Regions from separate parts of the Homo sapiens genome. Here regions 2, 3 and 4 are each linked to region 1. The links are chromatin loops, found by intact Hi-C in ENCODE. Cell type or tissue: chondrocyte. All regions are shown on one strand. Region 1 holds the start of COL8A1 (collagen type VIII alpha 1 chain). Region 2 overlaps LOC105374007 (a long non-coding RNA gene). Region 3 has its middle 340 kb from the start of LINC00973. Region 4 has its middle 110 kb from the start of LINC00973.

The links. Peaks named below come from ENCODE experiments on the same cell type or tissue, not always from the same donor. Only the 100,000 strongest peaks of a DNase experiment are listed, where the experiment ranks them.
Region 2: a loop joins it to region 1, with 3 times the contacts of the local background. A loop is called at or near these places in 2 of 110 quality-filtered maps.
Region 3: a loop joins it to region 1, with 3 times the contacts of the local background. A loop is called at or near these places in 4 of 110 quality-filtered maps.
Region 4: a loop joins it to region 1, with 5 times the contacts of the local background. A loop is called at or near these places in 7 of 110 quality-filtered maps.

Annotation. Positions count from the first base shown.
Region 1 is chr3:99,634,727-99,639,726 of GRCh38, reverse strand. It overlaps COL8A1 (collagen type VIII alpha 1 chain), which reads right to left and starts at 1,133. Exons shown (of 4, transcript NM_020351.4): 1 at 1,063-1,133. LOC124909401 (a long non-coding RNA gene) reads left to right here and starts at 1,047. Exons shown (of 2, transcript XR_007095981.1): 1 at 1,047-1,140; 2 at 1,793-2,359. In chondrocyte, CTCF peaks have their summits at 983 and 2,535; DNase peaks (open chromatin) are centred at 1,206 and 1,725.
Region 2 is chr3:99,430,316-99,435,315 of GRCh38, reverse strand. The region is part of intron 1 of LOC105374007 (a long non-coding RNA gene); the gene reads left to right. Among named protein-coding and RNA genes, the nearest start is that of COL8A1, 210 kb to the left of the region's middle. In chondrocyte, no CTCF peak of the experiment used is centred here; no DNase peak of the experiment used is centred here.
Region 3 is chr3:99,249,481-99,254,480 of GRCh38, reverse strand. No RefSeq gene overlaps it. Among named protein-coding and RNA genes, the nearest start is that of LINC00973, 340 kb to the right of the region's middle. In chondrocyte, no CTCF peak of the experiment used is centred here; no DNase peak of the experiment used is centred here.
Region 4 is chr3:99,021,078-99,026,077 of GRCh38, reverse strand. No RefSeq gene overlaps it. Among named protein-coding and RNA genes, the nearest start is that of LINC00973, 110 kb to the right of the region's middle. In chondrocyte, a CTCF peak has its summit at 2,304 (motif pointing left); no DNase peak of the experiment used is centred here.

The sequences.
Region 1 (5,000 bases):
AGAATTTGATGGCAAACTTCATGGACCAAGTGTCTGGTTTTACAGAAGTGGCTGTGGAGTATGTTTTTCCTTTCACAGGTGCACATTTATTCTACCTTAGGAATAAGAAGAGATCATTTTCTTTTAAAGAGGGTAGCTTAAACACTGAATATCTCTGATAATTGGATGCCAGTCAGGTAGGTTGTGATTTACTAAATGCGGGGGAAAAAAGGTGGAAAGAAGGATTAAAACTTCCAAAGCCTTTCTCGCTGATCTTTCTTTACAACCATCTGGTGTGCACAGAAGTATTGTATAATCTGGCCTGTATTATTCTCTTACTGTGAAACATATTGAAACACTTTATGTTTAGGTGTGTGTACAGAAATTCATGAAGTTCTTTTATACACTTTCTTAGTTCCATCGTAATTCTCATTTTAGGATGTCGTGAAAAGATAGCCTGGTGAGAGAGCACATTCTACCCTGGCTTGTGAATTTGGATTTGTTCCTTCCTATCTACCAGCCACCTGATTACTTACTGTCCCCGTGCAAAGGGCACCCGTTCACATCATTTTTTTCCAAGCGCTAAAACCTGGAAAGATATTTTTTTAAAGGACTCACAGAAGCTGTCTTGGGGGTTTGGAAAACATCACAAAATTGTTAGCAGACCTTTTGACTGTGCTATTTTTAGGAAGTTAACTGTGTTCTTTTAAAGTACATTTTTGACAATGGGACAACGTTTTCCTTGCCCCCACTGATGTGTGAAATATGTACAGTGAAAAACGTCAGTACAACACCCCAAACAGATACATTTTAACCTAAGCAACAGTCAGCAACAGGAGAAAAAGTGATTTAAAAAGAGAAAGGTTTCGCAATATTTATGCTGCTGTTTCTTCCCTGAAGGAGCTTTTATTTTACCATTCAAACAGAAGTTTGTTTTCAAACCAGTTGCTAGTTAAAGGAGCAGCGGATCGCGCATCCGTAAGAATCAGCTCTAACCAAACAGCAAACGCGTTGGCCAGAGGGTGACTTATTCCCCCATAGCAACCCCTGGTAGGTGAGCTGCCTGCAGAAGTGCTGTCTTACCTTGAGCACGTAAGATCAGGGAGAGAGGCTCGCTGGCTCCCACGGAGAGGATCGGGGAAGGGCTGTGATCCGCTGCTGGTAACATGCACTTGGCTTTTATGGGCAGGTGGGAGGAGCTGCTCCTCATAGTAGGTGGGCAGGGAAGGAGCGGCGGGCGGGCAGCCTCTGGAGGAGCTGGACACTCTTCTCTGGGGAGGGGCGGGCAGAGACTGGAGCCCGCAAGGCGGAGGAGAGACGACGGGGCGGGGGGAGGGGGAGCGCGGTCACAACGGAGGAAGGAGTGGAAAAGGGAGAGAGAGGGAGAAGGGAAAAAAGAGAGGGAACTAGAAATAGTGAAAGGGATCTTGACCACAGATGGGGAAAGGTGGGGGAGAAAATGAATAGCAGAGACAGAGAGAGAGAGAGTGTCTGGGAGGAAAGGGGAATCGGAGTATTTTCCGTTTTTGCATGACATTTTTTGGCAGAGGGAGTTGTGGGTGATTGTGACTTTTGAAGGTGTTTTCTGTGAATTTGGGAATTTGAAAAGCTACATAGCGGTCCGGGAGAACTGAAGGGTTTCTAAGCGAGGCAAGGGAGGTGAAGCTGGGCGTCCGGGCAGCAGAGCCAAAGTTCAGGGTGGACCCGGACCTGGAGCTGGAGGCACTGACATGGCCTGGAGCCAGGCAGCCCCCAGCCCTCAGCCCCGTCCCACCGCCCGCGGGTGAAAATCGCCCCATCCCTCTCCCTCCAGGCAAGGCTTATTTGACAAGGAAGTTCCTGCGCTGCCTGTCCTCTGAGCATCCAGAGGCCCCTTTTGAGACTTCGGCAGCATTAAAGTAAATCCAGCAACGGGGAGGATTCGCGTGGACTTGCTTGTGGAGACAGGAACCTCAGAACCAGCCTGGGTCTTCCAGCATCTGCTTATGTAACGTAGGATTTCAGAGCTCTCTGCCCTCTGGTTATTTTCGGTATTTAAAACACTCTCATTCCTAACAATCGGAAAACGTCTTGGTGCCACAGTTCTTTCTCAGTGTGTCTTAAACATTAAGAGAGGATTCAACCAACAAGTGGCTAAAGGATCAGTCTGAAATTACTAAGAAATGCATTCAGAGAAAGAAAAACAAGCTCCTTTCGCTGCTGAGTGGTGACTCACTTCCTAGCCCAAGCCTGATTTTTGCCACCAAAGGAATTAAAGCATTTTAAAAGAGAACCTGAGACTTGGGGTGGGAGATACAGTACCGGGAGGGGGAAAAGGCGGGAATGGGAGGGGGGAGGGATGGGTAGGCTGGAAATAATAAAGGAACGAACTTGTACTGAATATGTATATATGTACTTCATTCAGTGTTCACCGCAACCTTATGAGGTAGGTATGATTCATATTGTGCAGATTTATTTATTTTTTTTTTAATTTAAAGAAAGGCATCTCTAAGGGTTTAAATAACTAGCTCAAGCTAGCGAGAGGGGGAGCCACAGCTAGCGAGCTTGCAAACCTTAGGCACTCTTCAGTACACCAGGCTGCCGTATAGAACACCTAGGTTCGTCTCAGGTTAGATCCTGATGTCATTGGCTGGTAGCAGGCTCCAAGAGAAGGAAACTTGATGGTGAAGAGCAGAATTACTCAAACTTAGCACTACTGAAACTTTCGGGAGAATATTTCTCTGTTGTAGGGACCTCTCCTGTGCACTGTAGAATGTTAAGCAGTGTCCGTGGCCTCTACCCACCAGATGCCAGTAGCAGTACCCACTCCGCACTCGCCACCCAGCTGTGAAAATAAAAAATGTCTCTAGATTTAGCCAAATGTCGCTGAGGGACAAAATCCCCTCCTCTTCTTAAGAACTATTCGTCTAAAAAAGGCCCACAACTATAAAAAAGCATTTTAAAAGAATCTATTAAGAAAATACCCAGTAGTGCCATTTGGATAATAATAATACCTACGTCCATATGTGCCGAGTTTACACAGCACTTAGGTTTTTACATACGTATTTCCATCTGTTAGCTTCAAGAGCTCAAAGCCTCAATTACTTCCTTTGTAACTAAGCTTATTCTCAATTGGTTACGTCTGGGAGTCAACGAAATAAACTCCCATGTGCCCGGGATATGAGGCAAGAACAATCATATATGAAATAAAAAATTTAAAATTTTTATCGTAAACACAAATTTGACACCAGAGTTTTCAAATTTACTCACGATGTTTTGCATTATTGATTATTCGCCTTTTTATAATTTTTTATCTCTATGTTCCCTATTCAAATTATATTCAATAATTTTTTGGCTGCACAAAGTTATAACTAGTGGCTTACTAGCTAGTAAAAAATAAGTGCTCAATAAATATGTATAGTCTCGCTAATTGAATAAACAGCAATATTGAGGACTGACAATAGAGAATGGTCAGCATTTGTTAGTTTAATGAATGCTTAGAAAGCTAAAACTTTCACATCAACTTTCTGCCCGTTTGCTGTTTGGTTTTACTCTCTTCTTACCCTCCATAACTCAGTTTTCCTCTTCCCAAATAGTATGTCTTTTGAGGATGTGGCCAAATCTACTGAGTGAAGTCTGTCAAACGAGTAACACTTGTTACTAGACCTAGAAATAGGACTGCATTATCTATTCTTGGACATAACGCTGAAATCAGATGTGATTTTACAAGCACAATACCACTTTTGGAACTTTTTAATTTAGCAAAGAAATGTGTTCTGGGGAAACAAAATGGGACTTTTAGAGGAGAAGCTGGGTGATAAAGTATGTTAGTAAATACCCTTATCAGATTACAACAAATCATCTTTTCTATCCTAAGTTAATTCTTCTCAAACATTCCAGTTCCATCACATACGTATGAAAAAAAAAAAATACCAGAAAGGCAAGAAAAGCACATTTGAAGAAAAGACAATTGATGGCTGTAGGCTGAATTTCTCTTCTTATTTTTAATTCTTTCTTCCTTTCAAACCAGCCAACATAACAAAAGCACTGCTTTCATTTTTTTGGATGGCACTAATAATTAGTTCATTTCTCCCATTCACACTTACCTGAATCTGATTCAGTAGCAGATCTGGACAACAAGTCAGGAATCCAGGAATGTCGTCTCTTTGCTGACTCTTAGTGTGCCCTTCCTAGAATCTCTCTGAAGGTGACTGAGGTTTGAAATGACCTAGTTTGGTCTTCTGTGGAAGGAAAGGAATCCAATGACAACATACTAGATGCTCTGAAGTTTCCATTGTGTGGCTATAACAGCTACAGATCATTACCTTACTTTTGAGAGCTTTGCAAATGTAACCCTTTTTTGGAGTTTATTTAGAATTAATCAGTTAACAAATATTTATTAAGAATGGATATCAGACAATGTGAGGTATTCAAAGCAGAGGAAAATATGACATCTTTTCTCACAGAGGAAGAAAAGCATGAAATCCTGATAGTTGAATTTTAGTAAAGAGACTTCAGGGAGGAGGTGGCATTTGAGCTGAGCCATGGAAAGTAGCATTTGAATAGACGAGTGATGGACAGTAGTACATTCCAGGCAAGGGAGGATATGTGTGCAACCAGGGAAATCACAGGAATATTCAGAAGGTGGTGAATTGGCCAGCATGACTGTATAGAAAGGTCCATGTGGTAGAACAATGAGGCTGAGAAATGGAGAGGAGGGATGAGGAGGGATGAGGTCACCTCAGTAGTCTGAAGTATAAACTATATTCTGTAGGCAATGCAGAATCAATGAAGACTTTTGAGCAATAGAATGGCATGGTGAAAGTGGCATATTTTCAAGATTTCATTTTTCTTTGAATATAGGGTCTTTATTGTGGCTTTGCAGATAAATGCTTGCCTGTGCATCTCAGACTGATAGCATACTTAGAAATAGAGAAAACAGAGTGTCTGCATCCTGCAGACTTGGAGGCCTGAGCAAGGTGGCAGAAACAGTAGTGGTTCTAGCCCAGTTTTCCCTGGAGTGTCCTGTATGGTTGTAGGAA
Region 2 (5,000 bases), 200 kb after region 1:
AAGCAGAGGCAGTGTCATGGCTGCTGAATGGGAGACCACAGTGAAAAAAAATGGAAACAACCTGAAACCTCAGGTGGCTTATTAAGGGATGGTGTTGAATTCATTAATTAGAAAGTTCTGGAGTCTACTCAGAATTGTGCACATGTACCCTAAAACTTAAAGTATATATAAAAAAAAAAAAAAAGAAATCGTAACTAGTGAAGAAAATTATTTCAGGTAAAAGAAGTTGCTGAGAATAATTATAATTTCACTGAGAACAGTATTTTTTGACCAGTATATACTCTAGTAACAAACACTTTCACTGTCTAGGAAACAATGGAGTACTACATACACTAGATTTTTTTCTGGATGGATTGTGGTTTGTTTTTTTCCACATTCATTGTGCTGAGCATACTTAAACTCTTTAATCTATGGTTTTATGTCCTTCAATTATGGATGTTTTTCTTCTATTATTTCTTTGATAATTTACTTCTTCTTTTTTTTTAATGGAGTTTCGCTCTGTCACCCAGGCTGGAGTGTAGTGGCACGATCTCAGCTCACTGCAACCTCTGCTTCCCAGGTTTAAGCGATTCTCCTGCCTCAGCCTCCCGAATAGCTGGGACTATAGGCGCATGCCTCCATGCCCGGCTAATTTTTGTATTTTTAGTAGAGACGGGGTTTCACCATGTTGGCCAGGGTGGTCTCAATCTCCTGATCTCGTGATCCGCCCGCCTCGACCTCCCAAAGTGCTGGGATAACAGGCATAAGTTTTTCACTCAATTCCTACTAGTTGTATACTGATGTCCCATATCCATATCTGTTTTATTTCAATATTCCTTCTCTTTGGCTTTTAAGGCTGCTTTCTGGGTCATCTTCTTGATCTTCTCTTTTAAATATTCTAGGAATTTTCTTTAAAATTTCAGCTGTTTTACACCAAGGCATACAGTGATATAATGGACCTTGGTGACTCAGAAGGAGAAGGGTGGGAGGAAAGTGAAGGATAAAAAAACTACATATTGGATACAATGTACACCATTTGGTTGTTGGGTGGACTAAAACCTCAGACTTCACTACTGCTCAATTCATCCATGTAATCCATGTAACCCCAAACCACTTGTACCCCAAAAGCTATTGAAATAGAAAATATTTAAAAAAATAAAAATTCAGCTGTTTTAACTTCAATTTCTTTTTTATTTTATTTTATTTTTTACTTTTTCTGTTTTTATCACGTCTTTATTTCAAGGCAACAACATCTTCATTATCTGAAAGTATTAAGTGCTACTGTATTTAAATTTTTTTTCTCTGCATTATCTCTGTTTCCTCCAAGTTCCTTTTATTAGGTTTGTTGTGCTTTGTTTGACCTTTCTCTCCTACAGTAGTGGATTTCCTTCAATATGTGATCATCTTTGTCTTCCGCAAGAGTCAGGAACCAAAAAAGCTGATTGGAGTTCTGTGTGCATAGATACGGCATGCCAGTCAGTGAGCTTTCTTAAAAGCAATTGGATTTAAAAAGCGGTATTTTACTTTCAGATGTTACAAATGTCAATACCTGTATATCAATTTTATGTCTCCTCTAACCTTTCTCCTGGAGGCTCCTCACTGCTAATGGTCAGGTGGTAGGTTTGAGAAGAATTTAGGGTTTCACTAGTTACTGTGTAGACTTACACGTAATATCTTCATTTTCAATCCATTGCCTTGTGGCTGTCCTCCTTTGGGTTTGGTGCTTCAGCATCTGGAGCCTTGCTGATTCACTGTCTCAAAGCAAATTCCTCCCGGAGTTGTAGAAGGGAAGCAGCCACCTGATGCTGCGTTAGAGTGGGCACCTGGGTCCTAATAACTCCATAAACGGGCTTTCAAATCTCTATTTTCAGCCACCTGCCTAACTTACACCTTTTGCAGTTCTTCATGCTCCTAATTGTTGAGCCTTTCTTGAAATCCTATGTGGTGAATTGGTTTACTTTTTATCGGTTATCTCCACTTTCTCCACCATATACAGGAACTTGAATTTGACCTTTTCTTTTTTTTCCTGCTAAGATCTTCATAATTCCTCTATCTGTTTTCTTTCTTTAAATGTTATAATTTAGGATTGTAGATGTCTTTGTGTTTGATTAAGCATGGGGTTTATGTTACTGTTTCTTTAACTCTTTGATTTTTGTGTTGTAACTTTCAACAGAAAAAGGGGATGGAAAGATCTCTACTGCCCTGTCTTAGCATTACCAAGTCAATTTTCTTCTCACTTGCACAGACAAACTTCCTGACTTTTCTACAATCACTCTTTTTACTTCCTCACTTCTCACTCACTCTTCAACCACTTAGGTCTGGTTTCACACTTATCACTCTATAGAAACTATTCTCATTAAAAGGAAAAAAGTTTTAAAAATGGTTTCACTGTAGCCAAATTCAATAGACATTATTTAGTCCTGTAGTCATTAACTGCTCTTCAACATTTAGTGTTACTAATCAATTCTTGATTCCAGAAACACTCTTTCTTTGGTTTTCAGTCAGGAAGAGTTCGCTTACACTGCAATAAAAAAAATCCTTTATATTTATAGAAAATTGACCTGGGGCTCCAATCTGACTTCTCTTCACTCCTAGACATGGCTGATGAAACAGCCAGTATCTAGAACATGGCAAAATATTAAGGCAAAGGAAGAGAGAAAGCATGGCAAGTCATACACTAGCCCTTTAGCCTCCATCAGAAATAAATACATGCCTGTTAAGTTTATATTCCCTTGCCAAAGCATCTCACACCACACCACCTATCTACAAGGGAGCCTGGAAGTACAGACCTACCAAGTGCTTAAGAGAACTAAAAATAATTTGGGAAACACACTAAGGACAATCATAAGCACCTTTACCACAAACTACCTTAGTATTCAAATTGAGGCAAGCAATATGAAACAAAATACACAATGTTTGGAAATGTTATTTTATCCATTTTACCAACGGAATGAATCAATCAATTATAGCCACATACAACAGGAATAAAAATGGCTAAAATGACCACCTAGATTGTACTGAAAACTAAATGTATAAGTCCATTCTGTATTAGTAACTATCTTTGTCCATTTGTGCTGCTATAACATAATACCCAAGACTGCATAATTTATAAATAATAAAAATTTATTTTCTCATAGTTCTAAAGGCTGGGAAGTCCAAAATCAAGGCACTGGCAGGATTAGTGTCTGGTGAAGGACCATTCCTCATAGATAGGGGCCTTCTAGATGTTTTCACATGGAAGAAGCGGGGGAAGAGAACAAACCAACTCCCTGAAGTCCTCTTATAGAGGCCGTAAACCCATCCATGAGAGCTCTGCTCTCATGACTTAACCACCTCTTAAAGACTCTACCTCTTAATACTGTCACATTGCTCATTAAGTCTCAATATATGAATTTTGGGGGGCACACTCGACCATAGTAGTCTTCTTGGGCTGATATAAGAAAATTACCACAAACTGGCTGGCCTAGGAATAAGAAACACGTATTTCTTACAGTTCTGGAGGCTGCAAATTTCAGGATTAAGACATCAGCAGATTCCCTCATAGATGCTGCCTTCATGTTGCATCCCCACTTGGTGAAAGAAGCAAACAAGCTCCCTTAGGCCTCTTTTATAACACCCCTAATCCCATTCATAAGGGCTCCACCCTCATGACTAATTACCCCCAATTAGGCCCCATCTCCTAATATCATCACTTTGGGGGTTAAGTGAATTTTTTGGAGCACAAACATTTAGGTCATAGCACATCCATTTATTCAATAAATACTAAGTATTTACTCTATTTCCCATAAGTACTTTATACTTGGCACAGTGCTACATGATGGAGATTAAACAAAACATAACAGAAGTAGGGAAAAGCCATATAAAATTTGTAATTTTTAATTCTGCTTCCTAGTCATCAGTGAATTACTTTACATATGTAAAAAGCGAATCTGAACATAATGTTTCCTACAAAATAGAAATTTGAATATTTGCAAATCTGAAATAGCTATTAAGAAGAAAGTAGAACTCTTTTAGTTTAATTGCTTCATAGACTACACCAATTAATTAAGTATATTCTGGTCCTTAGAGATAGGTTATTAGGATCCCTCTTCCTTTTATTACCTAAATCAAAATCTTTCTTCAAATTAGCAATCTTATAAAAATTCTCCAAGATAGCAGTTGGCAATTTCCAAGGGAGCACAATTTTCATTTGGAAAGAACTCTCTGGTGAGGTCATTAACATTTATTAATCTCTCAAAAAAATATCACCAGGTAAACATTCACAAGAGAGGAGGTTTAGAATGACTAGGATTATATCCAGTCAGTGAATTCATATTTGGAGTGACCACCTGAAGTTCTAGACTAATTTCAAGCAATGCGTAGGAGTCTGAAACTGGAAACACAAATGCTGAGCTGCCACTCCATTCCTACTTCTTGTATACACTTGCTCTTTTTCTGACAGAAAGGAGCATGTGAACAAATGAGATAATAGCTGGAAACGTGAAGCCCTAGCCACCAAGAACAGAGAGCTCTCCAATTGTAAGAATTCTTCTAAGTATCTTTTTTTTTTAATCACAAGATTTTTCAAGTGCTTCCTAGGAATATGCTGAGATGCAAAGAAAGTTAGATGAAAGATAGTGACTGGGAGCAGACAGTTACTTAGAAGTCTTGTTATGAAATATTTTTTAAGGTGGAAAAACCATGCTAGCACTTCCCAAATCAGGCCAAATTTATTTTAGCTTATGCAGTTGTTTCCTATTGAGTCAGTGCACTATAGAAGGCAGAGACACCCAACACTTCCGTATTAGGTCAAAGAAAAGAATCTGTGACTGGAGGAGAGAGAGTGCATGAGGCTCACTACAGCATGTCAGGGCTGCCCCAAGAATCATTGTGCATGGAGATCTTACAGGGTGACTTTTTAATCTCAAGGGCAGGAAACATATGTATGAGTCAATTTACATAAATGCAAATTCATTTAAATGGTCTGTATTTGGTTACTTTCTGAAGGTTTGTGATTATTTTAGTTGGATCTTTAGGACTAC
Region 3 (5,000 bases), 390 kb after region 1:
AGCTGAAAAGTTTACATTCTTTATTTTTTTCTTTTTAGCAGTTCACATAATGAATTTCAAGGAAGCATTTACTTTCTTACGAAGTAGAAATAGTTCCCTCATTCCTTTAAACTGTCTTGGACATTGCCTAAATGGCTTTCATGAGGTGAGAACAATGTAGGTTCTCAATTTGACACGCTGGTAGGGTTACCATCTGAGTTTCCTCTGGAAAGTCTGAGAATAAAACGTCTAGACTGATTTTCAATGCAGAAGCTCAAACTTCAAGAAAGTTGGGGCAGTCACAGCAGCCTGAGGATATGGAATAAGCCCAGCTGGGGCATGCATAGTCACACTGTTTCCATCAGATTAAACACCAATTCCAGCTTTTTCTCTCTCCTGCCAGAATAAGAATCAACTCATTCTTCCCATGCTACCTCCTCAGCAAAACCTCTTTCTTTTTTCAGTTTATTTCTGGTCCTGTCATGGTTCTACTTTCAACCAGATTTCTTCCCTTCTTCTCTCACTGAATTTTTGGCTAAATTTTGGAACATATTCTTTGTTAAACCTCATTTGCTTTTTAACTCTGAATGGGTAAGCAGAGTGGATACTTATTTTTTATTTATTTATTTATGCCATAAATACTAAATACTCATTGCACATAATACATAAATCAAAACAGGGATGAAGGTCACTCATTGCACAACCTCAGTTAGTATCACCCACATAGTGGCCCTACTGGAAGCAGCTGGAAGAGCTTAGACATCCTGACAGGCTCTGTAGCCTAGATGTTAGGGTTGGCTTTCCTATCCCTGTTCTCTGAGTACTAAATCAGGGAGCCCTGTCATATCATAGAAGAATGTAGCATTTTATATTTGGTGGGACCGAACTCATGACTGTACCCATTTTTTTCTCCAAACAACAGTGTTTCCTGGAGTTAAGGCATAAAACATAGCATCTTTAAGAAATCCTGGTGGTCAGGTGGCCAAGGTGGAGCATTTAAATTTGATGAGGCTAACCCTGTCTAGACAAACGCCTGCTATGGATGTGGATATTACCCCTGGTTATTACTCATCATGCCCAGGCTGACTCAATAATAAAGAGCTGGCTGGGCAAGGTGGCTCACGCCTGCAATCCCAGCACTTTGGGAGGCCGATGTGGGTGGATCACCTGAGGTCAGGAGTTTGAGACCAGCCTGGCCAACATGGTGAAACCCCGTCTCTACTAAAAATACAAAAATTAGCTGGGCATGGTGGCAGCCGCCTGTCATCCTTTCTACTCAGGAGGCTGAGGCAGGAGAATCGCTTGAACCCAGGAGGTAGAGGTTGTAGTGAGCCGACATCGTGCCACTGCACTCCAGCCTGGGCGACAAGAGCGAGACTCTGTCTCAAAATAAATAAATAAATAAAATAATAATAATAATAATAAAGAGCTAAGAAAACAGCCCACAACAGGGACTATAATGCATAAACCTATGACAAAGGTAGATACATCTAGTAAGGCTGAGATCCAACCATGAGACTGAGGGGTTCCTCTGGTGGAGTCTGGGGGAACCAAGGAATATTTCTTGACCTGGGAGACATGTGAATGCATACAAGGATGGACATATGCGGCTACCAGAGAGTTCAAAGGTGATTCCCAAATGTCTCCTTATTTCATCTGCTTCTGTTTTTACCATTTCTACAGGAGTCCAGGCACCATGCTCTGGACTTTAGCAGTAGAATTCTAATTGGTCTCTCTTCCCTACTTCCACTCTGTTCTCCACCTTGCAGCCAAAGTGATTCTTTAAAAAACAAAGAGCATACAAGTTTGATCATGTAATACATATTTTTCATCATTCTTAAATGTTTTTCCATTTTAAGCTAGGGCAAACTTCCTAAGGGGTCTTCCATGGAGGGACTCTTAATTCATCACTTCTCACAGACTTTTCCACGTTCTAGCCAGTCTCACCACCAAACTGATCTTCTTTCAGGCCCTACTACTTACCAGACTTCCTCCTGACACAGAATATTTATATATCTGGTTCCTTTTGGCTAGAATGCTCTTCCCTATAACCCTGACTAGTCAACTGCAACTCAACCACTAGCTTCAGCTCAGGTTTATCTTCCCTGGGAAAACTTTTTCCTAATCTCTGATTAGGTCAAATCCCGATGTAGTTTTCTTGCACTTCTGCTTGACAACATTTACCACAATTATAATTTTTCTCCTCCTTATGTCATTATTTAATACACATCTGTCACTCCTACCAGACTGCAATGTCCATGAAGGCAATTAGTGGCATCTTTTTCATACAAAGGGGAACATTTTGTATACCAAGCACCCAGCACAGAGCTCAAATTGGTCACTTTCCATATATCTGTTGAATGAGTAAGTGGGACTCTTAAGAAGTGGAACCCGTCTGTTTCTAGCTGTTTCTTTTAATGGACATTTATTGGGCTCTTAATACTTAGCAGTCAGAAGTTCTAGGATCTTCAGGTGTCTGTGTGAGGAGTCAAGCCAAATAAGGTGAGAACTATAAAGTGGAGGGCTTTGCACACTTGATGATGGTGACCTCAAACTGATGACAGAAGTAGCCAATGTTCCCACCACCATAGTTTCTCCCACAGGCTTCAGATTTGAAACAATTTCTGTGTTCCACCAAGATCACCACATATATTAACTAAAAATTAAATTGCTGTTTTTTTTCAAAATCACAAATAGCCAGTTGAAGTTGTTCTTCAGCATAAGATTACTGTGTTACCATACTATGTTGATATTCTTGCAACTAAAACAAGGATGTGAATATAACTGATTAATGTGAGACTTCAAAATTTATTAGAATTAACTATTGATGTTTATATATTTTTGCACAGATGATGCTTTTTTAGCTAATTGATTGATTTCATCTTTTAATTGCCAAATAAAAATCATATATATTTGTGGTGTACATCACAGCATTTTCATATATGTATACATTGTAGAATAGCTAGATAAAAGTAATGAACATATCTGGATTTTTATTTTTGCCTTTGAGAACTGCTAGAAATTTAGGCTTCTCCACTTGGAAACCACTTCTCCAGCTGGAAACCTATGACAAAGGCAGATATATCTGAGATCCAACCATGAGATGGAGGGGTTCCTCTGTCTGTCTTTAAATCCCAAAAAAATAGGGCAATAGAATTGGGGTGTGGGGGTGACCTTCATCTCCTCTCTGCAGTTTCTGTCTTCCTCTGATAAGATTGTAACCTGGAATATTTGGTCCTACAGGCTACAGTTAGTCATATTATTAGTGTAAGGCTGTAGCCTGACAGTGCTTTAGGCAAAAGCACCCAGTGGAAGTTGAAGTAGATAGTGGTCCATGCCTTCACTCAGAAGAGATTTTTCAAAACCGCAATATTGCCAATTTTACCCTTTTCTTAAAGTTGTAAAATGGTATTGCAATCTGAGGGCTACATTTAGTAATAATTCCAGACACACATGGCTGGTTTCCTAAAGCCAAATAAGTATTTAGATAATAGAAAGTACAAAAGGTCAAGTGCAGGCCTGCCAAAGCTTGATGGCAATGCATGTATTCAGAAAAAGAAACTGATTTTTTTTTATTTTACTTTGAGACAGTATCTTTGAAATCTTCACTTGCAATAAAATAATAGCATATCATCTTCATGGAATGCAAAGAATAATTAAAACCTGACCTTGACTTACATTACAGGAGTTGGGTGAAAATAAATGAAATTTTATATATAAAAGTGCTTTGAACTTTTAGGAGGAAGGCTGTATACAAAAATCTAAGGAATACTAATCCTAGGTGTTCCTATAAGTAAAAAATTATATTTAAATCACATGTAATACTTCTTTTTCATAAAAATCTGAACTAATTCTGGCTGGAAATTGATCAGATTCAACCCAGTCAGGGAAACACTGCCATTGGTACCGTCTAAAATGCTGGTGTGACAGGTAGGCATAAAAATCTTGTGCTGACTACAGCGAAAACTGAGACAGTGGCTGAGCGGTTCACTTAAGGTGAGTCAACAGTAGAATTTCTCTGCTCAGATGCCTTTTGAATTAAGTGAAAAATAGCGCAATTATACTTGTCTCCAGAACAACCTCTAATACCATTCTCCTGCATCATTCAAGCTACACCCACCATTAAATTGCTCTTTAAAACCACTAAACTGCAGTCCTGTCTAAAGGTTAATGATGCAAATCTATAATATAACATTCATAAACTGTTTCAGAAAGAGGAAGTTAAGTTTTAACTGGCAAGCAGAAATAATATTCACAATATTGTTGTAAGTGCAAATAATATTCACAATATTGTAAGTACATGGAGCACAAGCAACAAAGGATATCCATTCATTTTTTAGTAAGACCAATTGATGCAAAGCTATGCTATGATTCAGGACTGTCTTTTCCTTTAATCTGATATTTAGACATTAGTGACAGTAACAGCACTTTTTATGATCAGGTTTTGTCTACCTATAGCTTTGGATGAAGTGTCCAGAAATAGCCCCTCCTGAATCTTTGAGAAGTGGAAATGGAGACGGTGAGAGGAATAAGAAACCCCTCTCCCTTCAGACCACCTGGACTCCCAATACAGCATCCAATGCAGGATCTACTTCTGGCCAATAGGTTGGTGAGCCAGTAGAAAATGAGAAGCCCAAGGGAGGCCACAGCTCTGAGACCTGTGCCAACTCTCTCTGACCACACTGTTTCCAATGGTTAAGGGGCACCTAGACGCTGTTGCTCAGGAATGTAAAATGAGGACTTACCAGTCTATTTGCGGATCCGCAGAAATATTTTTGGTTGGGTTTTCTGAATATTGATGACAGAAAATAATCAGCGGGAAGTCCCTTATTAAAGCATGAGCCATTTTCCAAACATGTGAAGTTTTAATGGCCGAAATAAAACATATTTTTCTTCTTTGTCCCTACCTAGCAAAAAGAAAGATCTCTGAGGTTCATGGGCAAGAGGCTAGGTGAACCCCTGTTTCTCCTAATTTGTGTAGAAGCTCCTTATTCTGTAAGGGTGAGGATGGAAGGGAACTA
Region 4 (5,000 bases), 610 kb after region 1:
CCCTGCTCTGCTTCTCATGTCCTCCCTACAATACCAAAATATGAGCTCAACTGACTAAATTATAAAGCATTTGACTGACTTAGAAGACATTATTACTATCTCCCATACATGCTTTCCTAGATTTAGAAGGGCATTTAGAATTAGGTTTGTCAGATCTTACACCTGTTAGAATGGCTATTATCAAAAAGACAAGGAAGAAAAAGGAACTCTGGTGCATTGCTGGTGGGATTTTAAATTAGTACAGCCATTATGAAAAACAACATAAAGTCTCCTCAACAAACTAAAAATAGAACTGCCATATTATCGAGGAATCCCACTTCTGGGTACATATTCCAATGAATTGAAATCAGTATGTTGAAGTGATATCTGCACTCACAAGTTTATTGCAGTATTATTCATAATAGCCAAAACATGCAATCAGTCTAAGTCTCCATCAATTGATGAATGTGTGAAGAAAATATGGTATACATACACAATGATATGCCATTCAGCCTTAAAAAATGGAGGAAATCCTGTCATTTGCTACAACATGGATAAACCCAGAGGACATTATGCTATGTGAAATAAGCCTGATACAGAAAGACAAATACACATGGTTTAATTTATATGTGGACTCTAAAGAGACCAAATTTATAAAACTAGAGAGTAAAATGGTGGGTATCAAAGGCTGGATATGGGGTGATGGAAGGGGAGGGGAATGATTAAGTGTTAGTCAAAGGGTGCAAAATTTTAGTAAGGAGAAATAAGTTTTAGGACCTATTGTACAGCATGATAACCACAGTTAATAATAATGTATTGTATATTTCAAAATGACTTTTAAAAATAGGTTTTAAATGTCCAAAAAAATGGACACGTGAATTAGCTTAATACAATCATTGCACAATGTACACATATATCCAAATATCACATTGTACCCCATAAATATATATGATTATTTATCAATTACAAATAAAAATAAAACAAAAGGGGACAAAACAGAACTAGGATTATCACATAGCCACACAGATACCTTAAACATCTGTTGTTATCCTGATGACTATAGGGTCATGTAAAGACCAGGTCAAATGAAACAACTTGATATGGCAAATCCAGAAGCACAGGTGTGTATCTGAGGTAGACAGAGAGCCTGCCAACATTTTTCAAGTCCACTAACTGCTCCTTAATTTTTCTGCAGAGAGAGAGTGATATGAGAAGTAGATATCTGGTAACAAAGTGAGTAGAAAATCGTAGATTTTTCTGACTTGTAGCTTAGAGGCTTGTCTCTTCTCATTGTATTTCACATTTGGTTGTAATCTTCCTGAGGTTAGAATTGTAGATACTAAAACTTTTAGCACAGTGTCTTATATATAGTATACAAATTGCTGAATTCAATTTTCTGCACATTAACTTTCAATATTAAAATAATGGACTAAGGATAGCATAATTTTATGAGGATTAAAAAGAGAATATCTGACAAAGACACACTAACCTGAACAAAAAAATGTAAATAGTAATTTTAAGTAAAACCAGATTCCTTGTTGGCCAATAACATTGTAGCAGACAAACAGAAGTACAGAAATATTCAGGAGAAAATACTTGGAAAATAATTTGGTATGATATGGCTTCAAATGTCCAGATGCCAGGGCTCAGGAAATAAGAATGCCTTCAAATCTTTTAAACAATTAAGCCAATGCAATCATCTAGAGATCATTCAAAGTTAGTGAGATGAGATCTATCCATTGATATTTCTGGTAGAACAGAATGTGAAAAGCATTTGAGAGAGAAAGAAAGGATAGTGAATAGAAATAATAATATTTAGTATAAAACATGTTGATATAAAGAGTTTTCCCAAAATCCTATAGAAAACCTCTTGTGATACAGTAGGAATTCTTATTCAGTTCTTTTTACTGATTAAATCATAGCAAGGGGCCAAATAACTTCCTAATTCACTCAGCTACCACATGGCACATACAGGACTCTATTCTATATCTTTAACTACAAATTCTCACCTCTACTATATACTTCCTATTTAATTTGAGAGGGCACCACAGAGGGCCTAACCAGGCTGAAGACATGGTCAAATATTGATTTTGAATCTGTTGAATGAGGAATAGAAGTACTGATCTGAATAAAGTCAATAAAATAATCTCTGGTTATGTGATTACTTATCACTTTCCACCCCCACTGTTTAATCCTCTGTTATAGAATTAATTATCCTGGAATCACAGAATTAATGTGTGGTAGCTGAAAACTGAGATGGAAATTTGCATGCAACAGGCAATTGGGCTGGTTTTGAAACTTTGAGAAATACAGCCACCTGTTGGACATAGTCTGGTATCACACTCTGTTCACCATTTGTTTTTTAATGTTCTTTGAATGCGAAAAACTTTTGTTAATAACCAAAACGTAAAAAAAAAAAAAAGCATAATTGTCACTATTAGAAAAAATAAAGATGATTAAAAACAGTTGAATGTCTTATTTTGTCTGTTTAAAGAATGAACCTGTGTATTAATAATGTAATTTTCTAGATATAGTCTGAATAAGCTGAAAAGCTTTCATCATCATAAGAACCAATTAATAAATAATTTTTTTAAAAAAGTTATTTCCTCACAAATTAGTAAAAGTAGGAATTTGTTATTTTTTTCATTCCACTCCAGCACTGGCCTCTAGAGCAGCAGTTGGCAAATATTTTTTAATGTTTTTCAGATAGTAAATACTTTAGGCCTTGAAGGCCATAAGCTTCTTTCTCCTTTCCCTTTTATCCTTTCATTTTGGAAAGTTAAGCATCTTTATTTTACTTAATAAAAACTGTATATATTTAAGGTGTACAACATGGTGTTTTGATATACATATACTTAGTGCACTAATTACTACTGTCAAGCTAATTAACATATCCATCTCCACCTATTTACCTTTCTGCATTTGTGGTGAGAACACTGAAGATCTACTCTCTTAGTAAATTTCAAGTATACAGTACAGTATTATTAACTATAGTCCCAATGCTGTACATTGGATCTCTAGAATTTATTCATCCTACATAACTGAAACATTGTACCTTTTAACCGATGTCGTCTCATTTCCCCACCTCCCCAACAACACACAGCCCCACCCCACTCCTGCCCCTGGTAACTATCATCTACTCTCTGCTTCTAAGAATTTGATTTTTTTTTAGATTCCACATGTAAGTGAAATCATGTAGTATTTGTCTTTCTGTTCGTGTCTTATTTCACTTAGCATAATGTCCTCCTGGTTCATCCATGTGGTCACAGATGGCAGGATCTCGTTTTTTTTGAGGTTGAATAATATTCCATTATATATATATATACCACAGTTGTTTTTATCCATTGATCCATGACAGACACTTAGGTTGTTTCCACATCTTGGCTATTGTGAATATGTTTCTATTGCAACTATTCAACTCTGCTGATTTAGCATAAAAGAAGCCATACACAAAGGGAAACAAATGTGCATAGCTGTGTGACAATAAACCTTTACTGATAAAAACAGTTGACAGGCCAGATATAGCCCACAGGCTATAGTTTTCTTATACCTTCTTGTGATGGTTAATATTGAGTGTCAACTTGATTGGATTGAAGGATGCAAAGTGTTGATCCTGTGTGTGTCTATTAGGGTATTGCCAAAGGAGATTAACATCTGAGTCACTGGACTGGGAGAGGCAGAGCCATCCTCGGTCTGGGTGGGTACCATCTAATCAGCTGCCAGCACAGCTAGAATAAAGCAGGCATAAAAGGGTGGAAAGAGTTGACTTGCTGAGTCTTCTTGTCTCCATCTTTCTCCCATGCTGGATGCTTCCTGCCCTCAAACATCGGACTCCAACATCTTCAGCTTTTGGGCTCTTGGGCCTATACCAGTGCCAAGGGCTCTCAGGCCTTTGGCTGCAGACTGAAGGCTGCACTATCAGCCTCCCTACATTTGAGGTTTTTGGACTCAGGCTGGCTTCCTTGCTCCTCAGCTTGCAGATGGCGTATTGTGGGACTTCACTTTGTGAACATGTGTCAATACTCCTTTATAAGCTCCCCTTCATATATACACCTATCCTATTAGTTCTGTCCCTCTAGAACACCCTGACGAATACACTGCTCTAAAGGCCTTTGCGTTGGCTATTCCCTCTGCCTGAATCACTCTTCCCTCAAGTATTCACACAGCTTACTCACTCACTTCCACAAATCCTTGTTTAAAGTATCTCCTTTCCAATGAAGTCTACCCTAACTACTCCACTTAAAATTGCAATCTGCAACCTTGCACCCCATCCCAGGTCTAAGAAACAACCTCACAGGCCACTCACAACTGAAACACCCCCAGGCCAGCTGAGCAACTGTGCATCCATGCTCCTGGCCAGAGAAATAACCCCAGGACCACAACCCCAGAGATCCAAACCCCAAGTCAGCTGACCCACCATGTGCACCTGTCCTAAGAAACCTGGCGAGTCCATCATCAGCAGAGCCACATGCCTGCTGCCACAAGCCCTTGCAGCCCAAGCCACTGAGAAACTCCCATATGTCATTAGTGTGACTTATGGCTGAAAAACTTAGGTAGAGACTACACTATTGCATCTACCTAGAACCAGAGGCAATGCACCCCATCTAACTGACACCCCCAAGTCCCATTCATATGAATAAATGTTTCTCTACAAAACCTACTCCATAAAATTGGAAGAGGTGACTATTTCACCAGATGCATTGAAATCAAACTAGAAACATATAAACATGAAAAAGCCAGGAAACATGATGCCTCCAAAAGAACACAGTAATTCTCCAGTAATAGGCCCCAATGATAAAGAAACATACAAAATGCCAGAAAAGTAGTTCAAAATAATAACTTTAAGGAAACTCAGTGAGATCCAAAGGAATACAGATAGACAATTCAACAAAATAAAATTGCAACCCTCTACTTCTCTTGCTTTATTTTTTTCTTAACAGTTAACTCATTTTAATGTATTACATTATGTTCATTGGAGCCCATCTCTCCCAACCGGAATGTTAGCTCCATGGCCAAGACTT